Regions from separate parts of the Homo sapiens genome. Here all the other regions are linked to region 2. Evidence: chromatin loops called from intact Hi-C (ENCODE). Cell type or tissue: sigmoid colon. All regions are shown on one strand.

Region 1 (5,000 bases), 320 kb before region 2:
ATAAAAACATATACACAATAAATACAATTTGTCATTTGCCAATTATATAAAAATTTAAAAAATTAACCATGTTAAAAAATAACTACAATAATAAAAAATAAACAAAAGACCAAAGATATCTGGTGTTTCCTTCCACCCAAAAATAAATCCCTTCCTTACCAAACCACACTGTAATATAAAGTGTTAGAATTAATCTCTTCTGTACCATCAGATTCTTAGACAATTTTTAGACATTTTAGAAGAGGGTAGGTCAATGGAGTATACACGGAGGAATGACCTGCACCGCCCTGTCACATCCCTTGGGGAGGAATTAGTGGGATAAATGACTATTTGGGAAGAAATGGGCCCAAGGAAAGTAAATAGTCTTAAGTTGTATAAATACAAATCATTGAATGAACAAAAAGCTAACTCACCTGAAACCTTACTTTAGGACATATAACACTTCTTCTTCCTCCTCCGGGATGCTTTTCCTGAAGGCCAGCTGGCCGGAGGGGAAAAGGAAGATAAGAATGAGGCACCAGGACCTTTCTGGATCACAAGCTACGTTAGAAAATAGCGCACACGTCCAGGCGCGGTGGCTCACAACTGTAATCCCAGAACTTTGGGAAGCCGACGGGGGCGGATCATGAAGTCAAGAGATCGAGATCACCTATGCCAACATGGTGAAATCCCGTCTCTACTAAAAATACAAAAATTAGCTGGGCATGGTGGCGTGCGCCTGTGGTCCCAGCTACTTGGGAGGCTGAGGCAGGAGAATCGCTTGAACCTGGGAACCGAGATCGCACCACTGCACTCCAGCCCTGGGCGACAGAGCAAGACTCTGTCTCAAAAAAAAAAAAAACAAAGAAAGAAAATAGGGCACACTTGTCCCCAGACCACAGTTAAAATCAATCAGAAATAAGAGGGCACAGGCATGTGAGTTTTTCAGAGAAATGCTGGAAAACTCTAGGAACTGGGGTTCTGAAACATGGAGCTGCCCCTCTCACCACCTCCCCGCCTCCCATGTCAGGTACCTCTTTCTTCCCCAAAAGGAATTCTATTCTTGAGGTTACTTCCTCTTGTCGTCCAGGTAGTGTGCACGGAGAGCACTTCTGGCTCCAAAACTGCCATCTCGTGACTTGTGAAGCCTTCTTCTTGGTCATTTTCACAATAGCGTAGAGCCTCTCACGTCACTTTGGGACCACTGCTCCCTAGCAGGTACCACATGGCTGGAAGGCCAAGGCACAGGAAGCAACGGAGACACTAGAAAGACAGGTGACATGGTCGCACACACCTGTGCTCACTCAAAAGGCCATGCACCCAGGCCCGATCCCGACCAGTCACAGCCGCACACTCGCTGGCCCTTTCACACCCACAGACGCTCACACCAGAGGGACACTGCCTGTCCCTGTCAACCTGACAGAAGTGCAAAGGCACATTTCAGAGACACGGAGACCCGTCCTGGCCGTGCCACCTCTGCAGACCCCACCAGCATTGACCTCGCACAGAACGGAGGTGCAGAGACACAGCCCGGCTGCGTCACCCCTACAGATGCCCTTACAGCCCGGCGCTATGGCCCTCATAGACGTCTACACACACCTGTGTCACAGTTTATGGGGACAGAGCCCGGCCGCGTCAACCCCGCATGCATCACGGCTTAGGGGAACGGGGCTTGTTCGCATTACCCCACAGACGAAGACAATTATCTCAGTCACTGGGCCACGGCGGGGCCCCACCAGGCAGCCTCTGGCTTATTCACACACACACACACACACACACACACACACTCACACACACTCCCACTTCCCTGCTCGCCGCTCCCGAAGCCTCAGGCCGAAGCTTCTTCATTTTAGGGCCTCCGCGTCCCGAGTGGCTCCCTCACCGCCATTCCCCGCGGAACCCTGCCCTGGCTTCCTCCTGGGAGGCAAATAGCTCCCGGCTCGAGGCCTAACCACACCCAGCACATCAGGAGGTGAAACAAGGTCTCAGGCGCAGTTGGGATAAGATCCAGGAGAAACCATTTTTAAAAATCCCGCGAGCATGAAGCACGCCCCTCAGCCGGCCACCCGGCTCGCTCCTCATTGGACTGTGCCCCAAGGCCCTCTGGGAAATGTAATGCGAAACCAGAGAAGCTTCGACGCAGCTGGAAGGGCGCCCGTCAGTGTTTCCCAGCATGCAACTCTACACGGCGCAAATGGAGCCGTGACCCAGAGGCCTCTGGGAAATGTAGTCCATAACCCGGAAATCCACAGAGTTGGAAGCGGCTGTCAGGATTTCCCAGCATGCAACTCTACGCGACCCTAAGGGCGTCCTGCCTTGAGGGCTTCTGGGAAATGTAGCTCATAACCCGGGAATCGACGTATCTGGAAGGGCGCCCATCAGTGTTTCCCTGCAGGCAACTGCACACGGCCCTAATGGAGCCATGCCCCAGAGACCTCTGGGAAATGCTCACTACGCGGGAATCCTTAGCGCTGGAAGCGCGGCCGTCAGAATGCTTTTCGTCGGTGTCTCCTCCCACTGTTAGAGCAGCTGCACCCCCCATAGACTTCTGGGAAAGCGTATTTCAGACTGGCAGAATCTTCAAATGCTGGAAGCCCTGTCGGCCTTCTCCTGCCCTGAAACTTTGCTTGCTCCTAAGGCGCACCACAAAAAATTCCTGGGAAAAGTGGTTCAGGCTCTAGGGGCCTACAGTTATAATTGCTTACAACTTGCATTTGGGATCCGTCCATAGGGAAGGCGTGTCCCCGCGTCCTTCTGGGAAGGAAATGTAGTCTGAAACGACCAGAAATCACGCCTGTAATCTCAGCACTTTGGGAGGCCGAGGCGGGTATATCACCTGAGATCAGGAGTTCGAGACCCTCCTGCCCAACATGGTGAAACCCCATCGCTCTAAAAATGCAAAAATTAGCCAGGCGTGGTGGTGTGTGCCTGTAATCCCAGCTACTTGGGAGGCTGAGGGAAGAGAATCGCTTGAACCCAGGAGGCAGAGGTTGCAGTGAGCCGAGATCACACCACTGCACTCCAGCCTGGGCGATAAGAGTGAAACAATGTCTCAAAATAATAATAATAATAATAATAAGCCCGGAAAGCTTAAAAGCTGTGATTTGGGAAAAGTTCAAAAATTTCCCAGCATGCAACATGGCCCTCCTTAGAAAAGAGCTGTGCCTCCAGAGCGTTCTTGGAAATACAGCCCCGAGCTGGAAATGCCTCTAGAAAGTGTTAGGTAGGGTGTTTACATGTGAGATTTTGGGGACGTTTCAGCACTGCCCTTTCCCCCACCCCCCAGTAGATTGGGGAGCTCCAGGCATGTGTGTAGGGACCTTGAGTAGGTTCCACGGGAGTGACCTGGTCCTGACTGGGTCTGTGCCAAGGCTCTCTCTGTAAGGGCAGGACTTTGCGTTTCGTTCTCTGATGCTGTCCCAGACTTGGGAGCACTGCCTGGCTCTTCAGATGTCTCTGTGAGTGTTACCTTGGTATGGGCGGGAGAGGCCTGGGCTGTATGGCTTGCTGCCCGGCAGGATATTGACAAGATGTTCTTATGATCAGGCGGTTTGGCCCTTTTTCCGGTGGGATCTCATCAGGATGTTCCTTGGACCTTTGCCAAGAAAGATATGATAGGGATGGTTTTTGTAGTTGGGCCTTTGCCCAGTAGGACATGATGAGAATGTTTCTTTAATTGGGTCTTTGTTCGCCTTGTGGTCAGGTGGTTAGGCAGGATATTTCTCACTGCCTGAACCCCTGTGAAATGTTTCACTTTGACCAAGGTCTGCAAAAGAGCAGGGGGCTTCCGAAATGGTGCAATTTAGACAAACACTGGGGTGTGAGATGCTTTGCCCTAAAAAATATATGCTGTTGTTGGGAGAGAATCATTGGTGGGTGTGACTGGATTTGTGATTGTGTGGACTCATCAGGGAGCCTCCTGGAGCTCAGGTAAGGGAGGGCGCCTGTGAGGTTTTTGGCCTTCATTATGACATGGATGAGATTGTATGTTTCTATGAACGTGTGGGTAAGACTACTGTATAGAGTACCCTTGACATAAGTAACTCCATCTTAGAAAAAGACTCCATCTTGCATTCCACAGGGCACTTTGCCAACAGGGACAAGATGTTTTGCTTAATAAATAAATAATAAAGACTGCATCCAACCAGATAAGGATATAAACAAGCACATTCTTCCACCATCTGTCCTCCCCAGAGGACTCTGTGGCCATAAAAGGAGCAAGGCTTCAGTGGCTTGAAATAACCATCTTAACTGCAACCGTCCTGCTGTCATTTGTGATGAGCACTTGGCATCTGCTGCTGAAGCCTCAAAGACTTCTTGCAAGACCAATGGGCCTGCCCAGCCCTGACCAAGGGTTTTGTTACTCTCCTTGGACTGACTTGTTAACCCTTTTCTCCTATCTCTTTTCTCTTGATGTTAAACATTACTTTGTTTATTGTGAAATGTTTAATCTATAACATTTATATATATTGATTAAGTACACTACTATGTATGGTTTGCAATATTGACTGACTTGTGAAGTGGCTTGAGCCTGCGTGTCTATGGCTCTGACTACCAAGTGAAGGGGCAGTACCAAAGAGAATTGCCTTGTATTAGTCAGGGTTCTCCAGAGAGACAGAACTAATAGGATATATGTCTATAGGAAAGGAAGTTTATTAGGGAGAATTGGCTTAGACGATCACAAGGCCCAGTCCCATGATAGGCCATCTGCAAGCTGAGGAAAAAAGAAGCCAGTAGTGGCTCAGTTCAAGTCCAAAAGCCTCAGAAGCAAGGAAGCCAACTGTGCAGTCGTCAGCCTGTGGCCAGAGGCCACAGGGCCCCCGGCAAACCACCAGTGTAAGTCTAAGAGTCCAAAGACCAAAGAACCTGGAATCTGATGTCCAAGGGCAGGAGAAGCAGAAGGAAGCATCCAGCACGGGAGAAAGATGAAAGCCAGAAGACTCAGCAAGCAAAGGTATCCCACCTTCTTCTGCCTTCTGTGTTCTACCTGAGCTGGCAGCCAATTGCATGGTGTCCACCTA
Region 2 (5,000 bases):
AACAGAGGGGGAGACTCATTCTCAAAAAAAAAAAAAAAAAAAAGCATACTGGGTGTCACCGAACAGGCCTAGGTCACCTCCTCCACCATGAGTGTCACAGGACAAGCCCAGCTCACCTTCCCACCATGGGAGGTGACTGCCTAGAGGGGCTTGGGAGCTGAAGGCCCTTCCTGAGAAAGATTTCGGGTGAGAAAGACAAAGGTGGCACCTTAGGACAGGGGTGGGGTCTGCAGAATCCCAGAACCAAGTAAGGACGCGGCCCCTCCGGACTGAGGCTGCAGCGCTGCGCACCAGGGGCCGACAAGGGCAGGTCTTGGAGAACCGGATAGACCTGAATCCACCTTGCAGGTGAGGGCTCTAAAAAGTGCTCTCCCGGCCGGGCGCGGTGGCTCACGCCTGTAATCTCAGCACTTTGGGAGGCCGAGGCGGGCGGATCACGAGGTCAGGAGATGGAGACCATCCTGGCAAACACGGGTGAAACCCCGTCTCTACTAAAAAAAATACAACAAAATTAGCTGGGCGTGGTGGCGGGCGCCTGTAGTCCCAGCTACTTGGAAGGCTGAGGCAGGAAAATGGCGTGAACCCGGGAAGCAGAGCTTGCAGTGAGCCGAGATCGCGCCACTGCGCTCCAGCCTGGGCGACACAGCGAGACTCCGTCTTAAAAAAAAAAGTGCCCTCCCGCGTGGCGGGAAGAAAAATCGGTAAAGGATTTTAGGCAGCAAAAGACACGAAAGGCCATGTTTACCTAGCGCAAAGCAGAAAGACCAGATTCAGGAAGTAGGCTTAGAGCGACTTTAACCCAAAGGGAAAGCGATCTCCGCATTCTCACAGCAACGTCAGAATTTACCTGGGGTGGAGGGCGCGGTGTGGTCATTTTAAGATCTGTAGGGACCCCTCCAGACCCGGGGGATGGAAGAAGGGGGACTGCGAAGCGCAGATTTAATCTAGAGAGAGCGAAACTCAGGCTCGGCGGCGCAGCCTTCACTCCCCGCGATCCGCTTCCGGGTCTACAGAAAACCGCTCGCAGCGGAGACTGGGCGGTCTGGGGGCGGGGAAGGGGCGGGGCCTGGCCAGGGAGAGACCGGCAGGGGGCGGGGCCGGAGGGGACTGAGGTGGCCTAGGGGCGGGGCCTAGGCGGGGCGTGACCGGCACAGGGAGTGGGCTGGGGAGAAAACGCGAAGGGTGGGGCGGGGCCTGGACAGGCAGGGGGCGGGGCCGGGAGGGACCTAAGGAAGGCGGGTGGGAGCCTGCGTTTCCAGCCACCTGGTACCCAGAGCGTCCCTATTTTCTGGGTTTGGGAACACAAGTCTATTTCGTGTCCTGCGGAGCAGTTTTGCTTTCTGCTTATTTTAAGTTAATGTCTCAATTTTAAGGTAAACCCTTAGAGTTATGTGGGCCATCTCTGTTGGAAAGTAAGATGTTTTCCTAAGTTGCAAACTTAAGTTGCTCAACTATTTTTAAAAAGTTACTGCTTTTTCTAAAGCAAGAGTTAATATCACCGGTATTAGCCCTCCTCGCTCCACACCCCAGGTATTTACCATATGAAAATCTCTGCAACTGTGCACAGGGCTGACTCTCTCCCTCCATGGTGAATGGGTGTAGAATGTGGAGGGGATTGCATTAAGTTCTGTTGAGAGGTGACTTGAAATTACTTACACATTCTGCCCAGGCAGAGTTTTGCATTTCACATTCTAGTTTGCATACCCTTCACAGACATTTTCAGGGCTTTTTAGTTAAGTTGCTTAAATTAATTCAAATTGCAGAAACTTTCCTGGATTCAATCTACCCCAAACCGACACCCCCAGAGATGCCAGATCCCCACCCAGAGTTGCTTCAGTCTCACTAGCAGCTCTTCTGTCCTACCTGCTGGCAGTAATAACCATTTCAACGTGAACCATTTCAACTTCTGTCCCATTCGCTGGCAAAAATACCTTTTAACGTATTTTAACGTATTAACGTATAAGTTTAACCATTTCAACTTTCTTTTGCCCAAGATTCCTATTCCCATGGTCAGGTTGGGATCTACCCTCAATAATAACTACGGTGGCCCAGGGCGTTGTAATCTGTGTGCAGCATTGAGCACCAAGGCTCTGTGTTCTGCGTTTCTGATTACATTTTTCAGCTCTAAAATTTCTCTGTTTTTCCTTTATAGCTTCTGTCTCTCTATTGATAGTCTCATTTTGCTCATATCTTGTTTTCCTGATTTCCTGTGGTTGTCTATGTGTGCTCTCCTCTTAATTCATTGACCATCTTGTGACTCTTATTTTCAATTCTTTGTCTGATAATTCACACATCTTCATTTCTTTAGTGTCAGTTTGTGGTGGTTTCATTTGTTCCTTTGTGTGGATCATGTTTCCTTTTCTCCTTGAATGTCTTGTTATCTTGGCACCTCAGCATTTCACTAATCAACCAGTCCTACTTTTTTATTTCTGGCTTCCTTCAGGGAGGACCTTCTCTATTCAGCCTGACTAGAGATTCTGGAAACCTCTGAAGCCTTTTCTGGGAATGTGTCGTCTCTGGGCTTTTGCTTGTAGTTACCTGAGAAGGTTTGCCAGTTTTTCTTCAGGAGAGCTCCTGTTGACAGTCTGCAATTCTGCAGTCCCTGTGTTTTCATGGTAAGCTGTGGTCTGGTTCTCCACCTAGTGTCTGCCTGCGTTACTGCAGACTCTCGTTTATGTTGCTTGCCTTTGTTCTCAATGGTTTCCCTGACCTGGCATCCTGTCACTTTTGATGGTACTTCTGTTACTTAACTGATTCTTTAGGTTTAATTGTAATTGTTGAGGGGTTTTTTGTTTTTGTTTTGTCTTTATTTTGTTGAGATGGGGTTTCACTATATTGCCCAGGCTGGTCTTGAACTCCTGGGCTCAAGCACCCCTCCTGCCTCAGGCTCTCAAAGTGCTGGGATTACAGGTGTGAGCCACTGCTCTCAGCCTAACTGTAATTCTTAGATGCCTGGGTTCGGGGCTTGCTCTGTCATTTCTAGCTCTTGGACCTTAGGCCAGTTTCTTAGCGTATCTGTGACAGTTTCTTTCTTTTTCTTTTTTTTGAGACGGAGTCTTGCTCTCGCCCAGGCTGGAGTGCAGGGGCGCCATCTCGGCTCACTGCAAGCTCCGCCTCCCGGGTTCACGCCATTCTCCTGCCTCAGCCTCCCGAGTAGAGTAGCTGGGACTACAGGCGCCCGCCACCACGCCCGGCTAATTTTTTTGTATTATCATTAGAGACGGGGTTTCACCGTGTTAGCCAGGATGGTCTCCTGGTGACCATCGTGATCCGCCCGGCTCGTGATCCGGTCCTGACCTCGTGATCCGCCCAGCTCGGCCTCCCAAAGTGCTGGGATTACAGGCGTGAGCCACAGCGCCCGGCCGACACAGTTGTTTCCTAGTAAGATAGGAAAAGATCTTTTTCTCATGGGCTATTATGTTGTTATTTGAGTTAATACAGGTAAAGTATTCCGAATAATGCCTTGCACATAGTGTTCAGAAAAGTCAGTCATTGCTATTGCCATTATCATCACAGTTTTTACTTCTGGCCAGTGTTTCTGTAAAGCCACTGTGGACCTTGTCACCTCAGAAGACATCATTCGTGCTTTAGCTTATCTAGATACGGAGTATCACTTAGTGTGTTGAAAATAATATCTAACACTTCTATAGAGATCAGCTTGTGTTTGGGTTTTTATTTGTCTATTTATTGTATTGTCCACAAAACTGAAAACTCCACACAGATTTAGAGGCTATTATAACTACTTAGGGAAAAGTACAATAAAACAGAATTAGGGAGACATAACTTGCTCAAAAATGCCTTCACGCTGGGGCGGTGGCTCAGTGAGCCGAGATCATGCCATTGCATTCCAGCCTGGGCGACAAGAGCAAGACTCTTGTCTAAAAAAAAAAAAAAAAAAAAAAAAACAACAACAAACCTCACATATTCGTATTTAAGAATATAGGAAACACTGATTCAGTTTCTTCTACTGTTCTCTCACAACACAGAATGCTACAGTTAGCCCAGAGGTACTGGGTTTTCCCACACACACCAAGCAAGCAATCCTGCCACAGACACCAGGTGCGTGTTCTCTCATTCCGTTCCATTTTGCCGGGACATGGCATCAGATCCCACACGTTGAGGGCTCAGTCCCACAATAGTGCACACATTTCAATGCCAGTCTCAAGCAGAGGTTGTGACTTGTGCTTACAGATCAGATATAAATCCAGGAGTCCCTTGACCCCCTCCTCAGGTTCAACGAATTTGCTAGAGTGGCTCACAAAATACAGGGAAACACTTTACATAGATTTACGTATTATAAAGGATATTACAAAGTTGACAGAAGAACAGCCAGATGGAAGGGATCAGTGAGGTGAGGCATGGGAGAAGGGGCGTTGAGCCTTGGTGCCCTCCCTGGGTGCACCACGCTGCAGGAGCCTCCCAGTGTTCACCTATCCAGAAGCTCCGCTGAATCCTCTCCTTTTGGGTTGTTATGGCGCCTTCATTACATATGCATGATTGCTTATATTACTGGCCATTGGTTAAACTTTTAGATAGCCTAAGTTTTGTTTTTTTTTTTTTTTGGGAGAGACGAAGTCTCACTCTGTCACCCAGGCTGGAGTGCAATGGCGCGATATCGGCTCATTGCAACCTCCGCCTCCAGGGTTCAGGCCCCGCCCCGGCCCCGCCCACCCTATGCTCTCAGTCCCTCCCAACGCCTGGCCTTTCCCCACCGCAACCCGCCCCTTTGCCTACTGCGCGGGCAGTTTCTTGCAAACCCGGAAGCAGATCTCTTGGAGTGAAGGCTGTTAGTCGCCGCGTGAGTTTCCCTCTATCTAGATTAAACCTGCGTTTCGGAGTCCCCTGCTCCTCCGTACCCGATGTCCGGGGGTTCGTATAGCCCTTAAAGTCCCCGCACGGCTCCCTCCATTCCATGTAAATTCAGACTTTGCCGCGAGACTCTGGGGGTCGCATCGCTTTGGGTTAAAATCACACAGGCTGGTCCTGCCCGCGGTCTTTCG
Region 3 (5,000 bases), 670 kb before region 2:
CAGTGAGCCAAGATAGAACCCCTGCACTCCAGCCTGAGCCACAGAGCCACACTCCGCCTCAAAAAAAATAAAATAATCTGGGCGCAGTGGCTCATGCCTGTAATCCCAGCACTTTCGGAAGCCGAGGCTGGCAGATCACTTGAGGTCAGAAGTTCAAGACCAGCCTGACCAACATGGTGAAACCCCGTCTCTACTAAAAATACAAAAATCAGCTGGGTGTGGTGGTGGGCGCTTGTAATCGCAGCTACTTGGGAGGCTGAGGCAGGAGAATCGCTTGAACCCTAGAGGTGGAGGTTGCAGTGAGCCGAGATTGCGCCACTGCACTCCAGCCCGGGTGACATGAGTGAAACTCCATCTCAAAAAATAAAATAAAATAATAAAAATAAATAAAATAAATAAAAAATAAAGCATCCTCCTTCTGCCTCCTGCCACAACCCAAGTGTCAGAACAAAACGCTTGTCTTCCACAGGCTCTGAAAACCCCATCTCTCAACTTCCTTTTCTTTCAGTATTCAGAGCTCTGCACCCCAGACCCTGTGAGCAAACTTCCTTCTTCCATCGAACAGTGACCTAGACATTTGCAGCCTCTAAACGGCCCAACCTCCCCAGGCTTCCACTCTCAGGGACCCACATCTAATAAGAGCTCCGACCTCCCGATAAAGGATATCTTCTCATAGAGATCCCAGCCGTGGAAAACCAAGAGATCTCCCCTCCCTTCTGACAAGGAGCCTAAACTCTTAGCGGCCTCCTCCTCTCCCTACCCCCCACCTTGGAGATTAGCAACCTTCACTCTCAGTCTAACTCCCACCTGAGATTTAGGACTGGAGTACTGCAACCCAAAAAAGCTAGTTTGAGCCTCCCCCTCCACACTCCTGCATACTGAGTCCATCTACCTCCACCTTCTCTCCCCAAAACCCAGCCAGCTGGTCCCCCAGCTTCTGGGAAACTCAGCTCCCCAGATTTCCAACTGTCCAGTAGGAACCCCAGGCCCTTCCACTGAACTCTCTCTAGGCCTCACAATCCTGTTTTTTGGTTGTTGTTTTTTTTACATGGAGTCGCTCTGTCACCCAGGCTGCAGTGCAATGGTGCGATCTTGACTCACGGCAACCTCCGCCTCCCGGATTCAAGCGATTCTCCTGCCTCAGCCTCCTGAGTAGCTGGGATTACAGGTGTGTGCCACCATGCTCGGCTAATTTTTGTATTTTCAGTAGAGATGGGGTTTCGCCATGTTGGCCAGGCTGGTCTCAAACTCCTGACCTCAAGTGATCCGCCCGCCTTGGCCTCCCAAAGTGCTGGGATTACAGGCATGAGCCACTGCGCCTGGCCATCACCGTCCTGTTATAAGGGGTCAGACCTCTGGCCCTGGACCCTTAGCCTGAAGGATCCCAGATGCCCCAGACTCCAGAAAACCAATTTGCTTCTTTAGTCCTTGCAAAACCTACAGCTTCCACCTCCTTGTCCTAATGGCCCCCAGGAATCAAGTGCCCGTCCTCTTAGAAACCAGGTGCCCAGTTCTTTCCTTAGGCTGTAAACTGTCTCAACGCAGCCACAGGACTAAACCCAAGGCCTCTCCTAGCCACAGGAAAGTAACTTCCTCCTTTCAGCTTCAGGCACTTTGCAGGGCAGTAGCACAGGCCTTAACCTCTTCGTGGCAGTCGCAGGACAGCAGCTCCCTGAGACAAAGGAGCCAGGGCCTGGACTCGCTTCTTCCTCAGATACCTCAGTGTCTGGGACCCTATTCCTTGGAGCCCAAGCTTCCTGGTCCTTCTCCCAGGATCTAGGAGCCCAGGACCTAATCCTTCCTCCTTCAGACCCACGAGTCCAGACCCCAGCCCCTCCTCCCTCAGACCCAGGAGCCCAGGCCCCCAGCCCCTCCTCCCTCAGACCCAGGAGCCCAGGCCCCCAGCCCCTCCTCCCTCGGACCCAGGAGTCCAGACCCCAGCCCCTCCTCCCTCGGACCCCGGAGTCCAGGCCCCCAGCCCCTCCTCCCTCGGACCCCGGAGTCCAGGCCCCCAGCCCCTCCTCCCTCGGACCCAGGAGTCCAGACCCCAGCCCCTCCTCCCTCGGACCCAGGAGTCCAGACCCCAGCCCCTCCTCCCTCGGACCCAGGAGCCCAGGCCCCCAGCCCCTCCTTCCTCGGACCCAGGAGTCCAGACCCCAGCCCCTCCTTCCTCGGACCCAGGAGTCCAGACCCCAGCCCCTCCTCCCTCGGACCCCGGAGTCCAGACCCCCAGCCCCTCCTCCCTCGGACCCAGGAGCCCAGGCCCCCAGCCCCTCCTCCCTCGGACCCAGGAGCCCAGGCCCCCAGGCCCCCAGCCCCTCCTCCCTCGGACCGAGGAGCCCAGGCCCCCAGCCCCTCCTCCCTCGGACCCCGGAGTCCAGGCCCCCAGCCCCTCCTCCCTCGGACCCCGGAGTCCAGGCCCGCTGCCTACTCACCAGCGGTCTTAGCAGAGGAATCCACGGAGAAAGATCTGGTGGTGGAGACGGATTAAGCCACACTTGGAACAGGCTGTAAGAGCACCTGAGGGGGAGGTAGGCCGTTAGCGTCCGTTTGGACAGGCTCCTCCCTCTAGGGATCGAACGCCCTGCGGAGACAGGAACGTGGCGTGGAACCCAGCAGGGCCCTGGCGGTGACCCCGGGTAAGCCCCGCCCCCTCCCCTCCCCGTTCAGTTAACTGTTTGGGCTGCGGCGGACGGAACCCAGCGAAAGTGCACGCCCCGCGGGCCGGCGTGGGCGCGTGTGTGATCTTAACCCCGCGGGGGCGGGGGTGCGGGCGGCAGTGGCGGGAGAACCCTGGGCGGCGGCTGTGGAGGCGGGCGGCCCAGCCAGAGCCGGTGTCTCCGCGCCTTATAAGGGCTTCGAGTCGGCCCAGGCATCTGGAATGTGTCAGGGACCAGGAGGCGGTGCCCGGACCCCCGCCCGCCTCCGGGGCTGCCCGCCCTCTCCCGGATTTCCGGGGGGTGGGGACCCCGACTCTCAGGGTTGGAGGCCTGCATTTCTGGATCCCTATAAACATGGGCTGAGAGCCCCCCCAAGAGCATCTCTAAGACCGGAGTGGGCAGGGACCCGGGCCTCTGAGGGGCTCAGGCTCCAGGCCGGAAACTGCACGCGGTGCTGGCGTCAGGCCCGAGGCCCAGCTACGCCTCCCACGGCCTCCCTAATCGCCATTCGGGGCTTGCGGGAGCACCTGGGAGGCTCCACCCGGAGCCAGACACTGCCTGCCCCCACGCCCCTCCAGGACCCTCGAAGGAGAAGGAAATCGGGACTGGCCCAGCGTCCCGTGCTCTAGAAGGCGGGCTACTGCCCCGTCCCAAGCAGGGGAGGAGGACGAGCGAGGGCGTCACTCATTCTGTCCCCCGCGGAAGGTGGGCTAGCCGCGGAGGGGGGCGCGCAGGGGAGGGGGGCGCGCCGAGGGGAGGGGAGGGGAGGGGTCCACCCCGCCCTTAGGGCCTCCAGCCATCGCCCGAGATCAGAGCTCAGGAATGCGCAGCCAGACCCTGGAGGGTGAGGAAACACCCCTCCGGGATTCCTCGCAGCGCACCCGACTCTCCGGGCCACACCCAGCCCCTCAGTGTCCTCCCTCGTCCACTCCAGACGCCACACCCATCGCTCACGCTGAGAATCGGGCCCCGGAACCCCAGCTTCGGCTCTCGGCACCCAGAGGTGCGGGACGCAGCCCTGTCTTCTCCTCCTTTCCCAGCTCCTTCTGCACTTCGGAAGCACGGGGCTGGATCTTAACACCCCCCTCCCTCGGCCTTTCAGGAGCCCAAAGTTCCGATTCTGTCTGTCCCCTGGATGGGGAGGGGTCAGTAATTCTGAATTCCTTCCATTCTCATTCCCAAACCCAGGACACCTAACCCTAAGCGCTTCCCCTCCTAAAGGACCTCCACGTACCAGATTCCAGCCTCCAACTAGGGCACCTACGAGTCCCCATCTCTCTACTCCCGCAGACCCAGCCCCTCCTCCCTCAGACTCAGGAGTCCAGGCCCAGCTCCTCCTCCCTCAGACCCAGGAGTCCAGGCCCTCAGCCCCTCCTCCCTCGGACCCAGGAGTCCAGACCCCCCAGCCCCTCCTGCCTCGGACCCGGGAGTCCAGACCCCCAGCCCCTCCTCCCTCAGACCCCGGAGTCCAGGTCCCCTTCCCCACTCTTCCAGACGTATGACCTCCACAGTCCAGGTCCTCAGCCCTCTCCTCTGCAGAACCCCAAGAATCCTGGCCCAGCCCCAGTCTTTCTAGGGACCCAGACATTCTGAGACCCAGCCCATTCCTCTCTCTGGCCATAAAGACCCTAGACTGTTGCTTATGCCCTCTGGGGTCCCCACAACCTCACCTCAGGCAGCCAGTGGCGACTGCGGCTGAAGCAAAGACGACAGCGGCAGCTGGAAGGGTCTGAGGGCTGGGTGGGGTTGGAGGGCTGGGGAGCCAGCGCGGGCGGGACGGGGGCGGGGCCGGGGCGGGGCGCAGCTCCGGCTAGGGCGGTGGACAGGGACTTCCCCGAGTCTGGGCTATCCCAGCCCCGCCCCGAGGCGGGGCCAAGAGCAGACCACGCCCCCCAGAGTAAAAGTAGCGTGGAGCTCCCGCCCCACCCCAGTGAGCAGGGTGGAGGGCTGAGGTCACGGTTGCCGTGGTGACAAAACAGGAAGACACAACAGCTGGCGGCGTGGAGACTCCTGGGGGCTGCCCTCCTCGACACAGCCCTAGAGGAGTCTCCCGGGTAGGCCAGGGAAGACCGTTACCATAGAAACCCCGCATGTTTAGGGTTTGTTTAGTGCAGAGCCCCCCAGCTCAGGTCCCCGCCCCCGTCTCACCTCACTCCTTTCTTCCGCTCCCTTCCTACCCCCTCCTTCCTGGTCTGTTCCGCCCCCACCCCTTCCTTGCCGGATGAAACCTTAGACACCTGGGTCGCAGCGGATTGGGGGACCAGGCCCCTCAGTTCAATGGGGGGGCTAGGATCTCTGTCTCTTGGAGCCCTGAGGGAGAGCAGAATTGAGAGCAGTATT

Evidence for each region. Peaks named below come from ENCODE experiments on the same cell type or tissue, not always from the same donor. Only the 100,000 strongest peaks of a DNase experiment are listed, where the experiment ranks them.
Region 1: it touches region 2 in a loop (5-fold over the local background); 42 of 110 quality-filtered maps call a loop at or near these places.
Region 3: it touches region 2 in a loop (3-fold over the local background); 9 of 110 quality-filtered maps call a loop at or near these places.

Annotation. Positions count from the first base shown.
Region 1 is chr19:53,518,098-53,523,097 of GRCh38, reverse strand. It overlaps a transcript of ZNF331 not described here. Among named protein-coding and RNA genes, the nearest start is that of ZNF331, 18 kb to the left of the region's middle. RefSeq lists enhancers at 1,052-1,825, 2,136-2,335, 1,826-2,599, 2,600-3,374. In sigmoid colon, no CTCF peak of the experiment used is centred here; DNase peaks (open chromatin) are centred at 2,237 and 3,437; H3K4me3 peaks cover 1,696 bases; H3K27ac peaks cover 1,035 bases.
Region 2 is chr19:53,193,110-53,198,109 of GRCh38, reverse strand. It overlaps ZNF665 (zinc finger protein 665), which reads left to right and starts at 4,752. Exons shown (of 4, transcript NM_024733.5): 1 at 4,752-4,798. LOC124904792 (zinc finger protein 480-like) reads right to left here and starts at 1,009. Exons shown (of 5, transcript XM_047439805.1): 1 at 848-1,009. The coding sequence starts at 874. RefSeq lists a silencer at 1,039-1,108 and an enhancer at 4,787-4,936. In sigmoid colon, CTCF peaks have their summits at 2,432 and 2,632; DNase peaks (open chromatin) are centred at 1,099, 2,649 and 4,719; H3K4me3 peaks cover 2,248 bases; H3K27ac peaks cover 682 bases.
Region 3 is chr19:53,867,274-53,872,273 of GRCh38, reverse strand. MYADM (myeloid associated differentiation marker) reads right to left here and starts at 4,391. Exons shown (of 3, transcript NM_138373.5): 1 at 4,331-4,391; 2 at 2,436-2,520. It overlaps MYADM-AS1 (MYADM antisense RNA 1), which reads left to right and starts at 3,167. Exons shown (of 3, transcript NR_184033.1): 1 at 3,167-3,365. RefSeq lists enhancers at 1,674-2,587, 2,588-3,501, 4,611-5,000 and a silencer at 2,776-2,835. In sigmoid colon, a CTCF peak has its summit at 2,674; DNase peaks (open chromatin) are centred at 2,773, 3,573, 4,003, 4,533 and 2 weaker places; H3K4me3 peaks cover 3,800 bases; H3K27ac peaks cover 3,781 bases.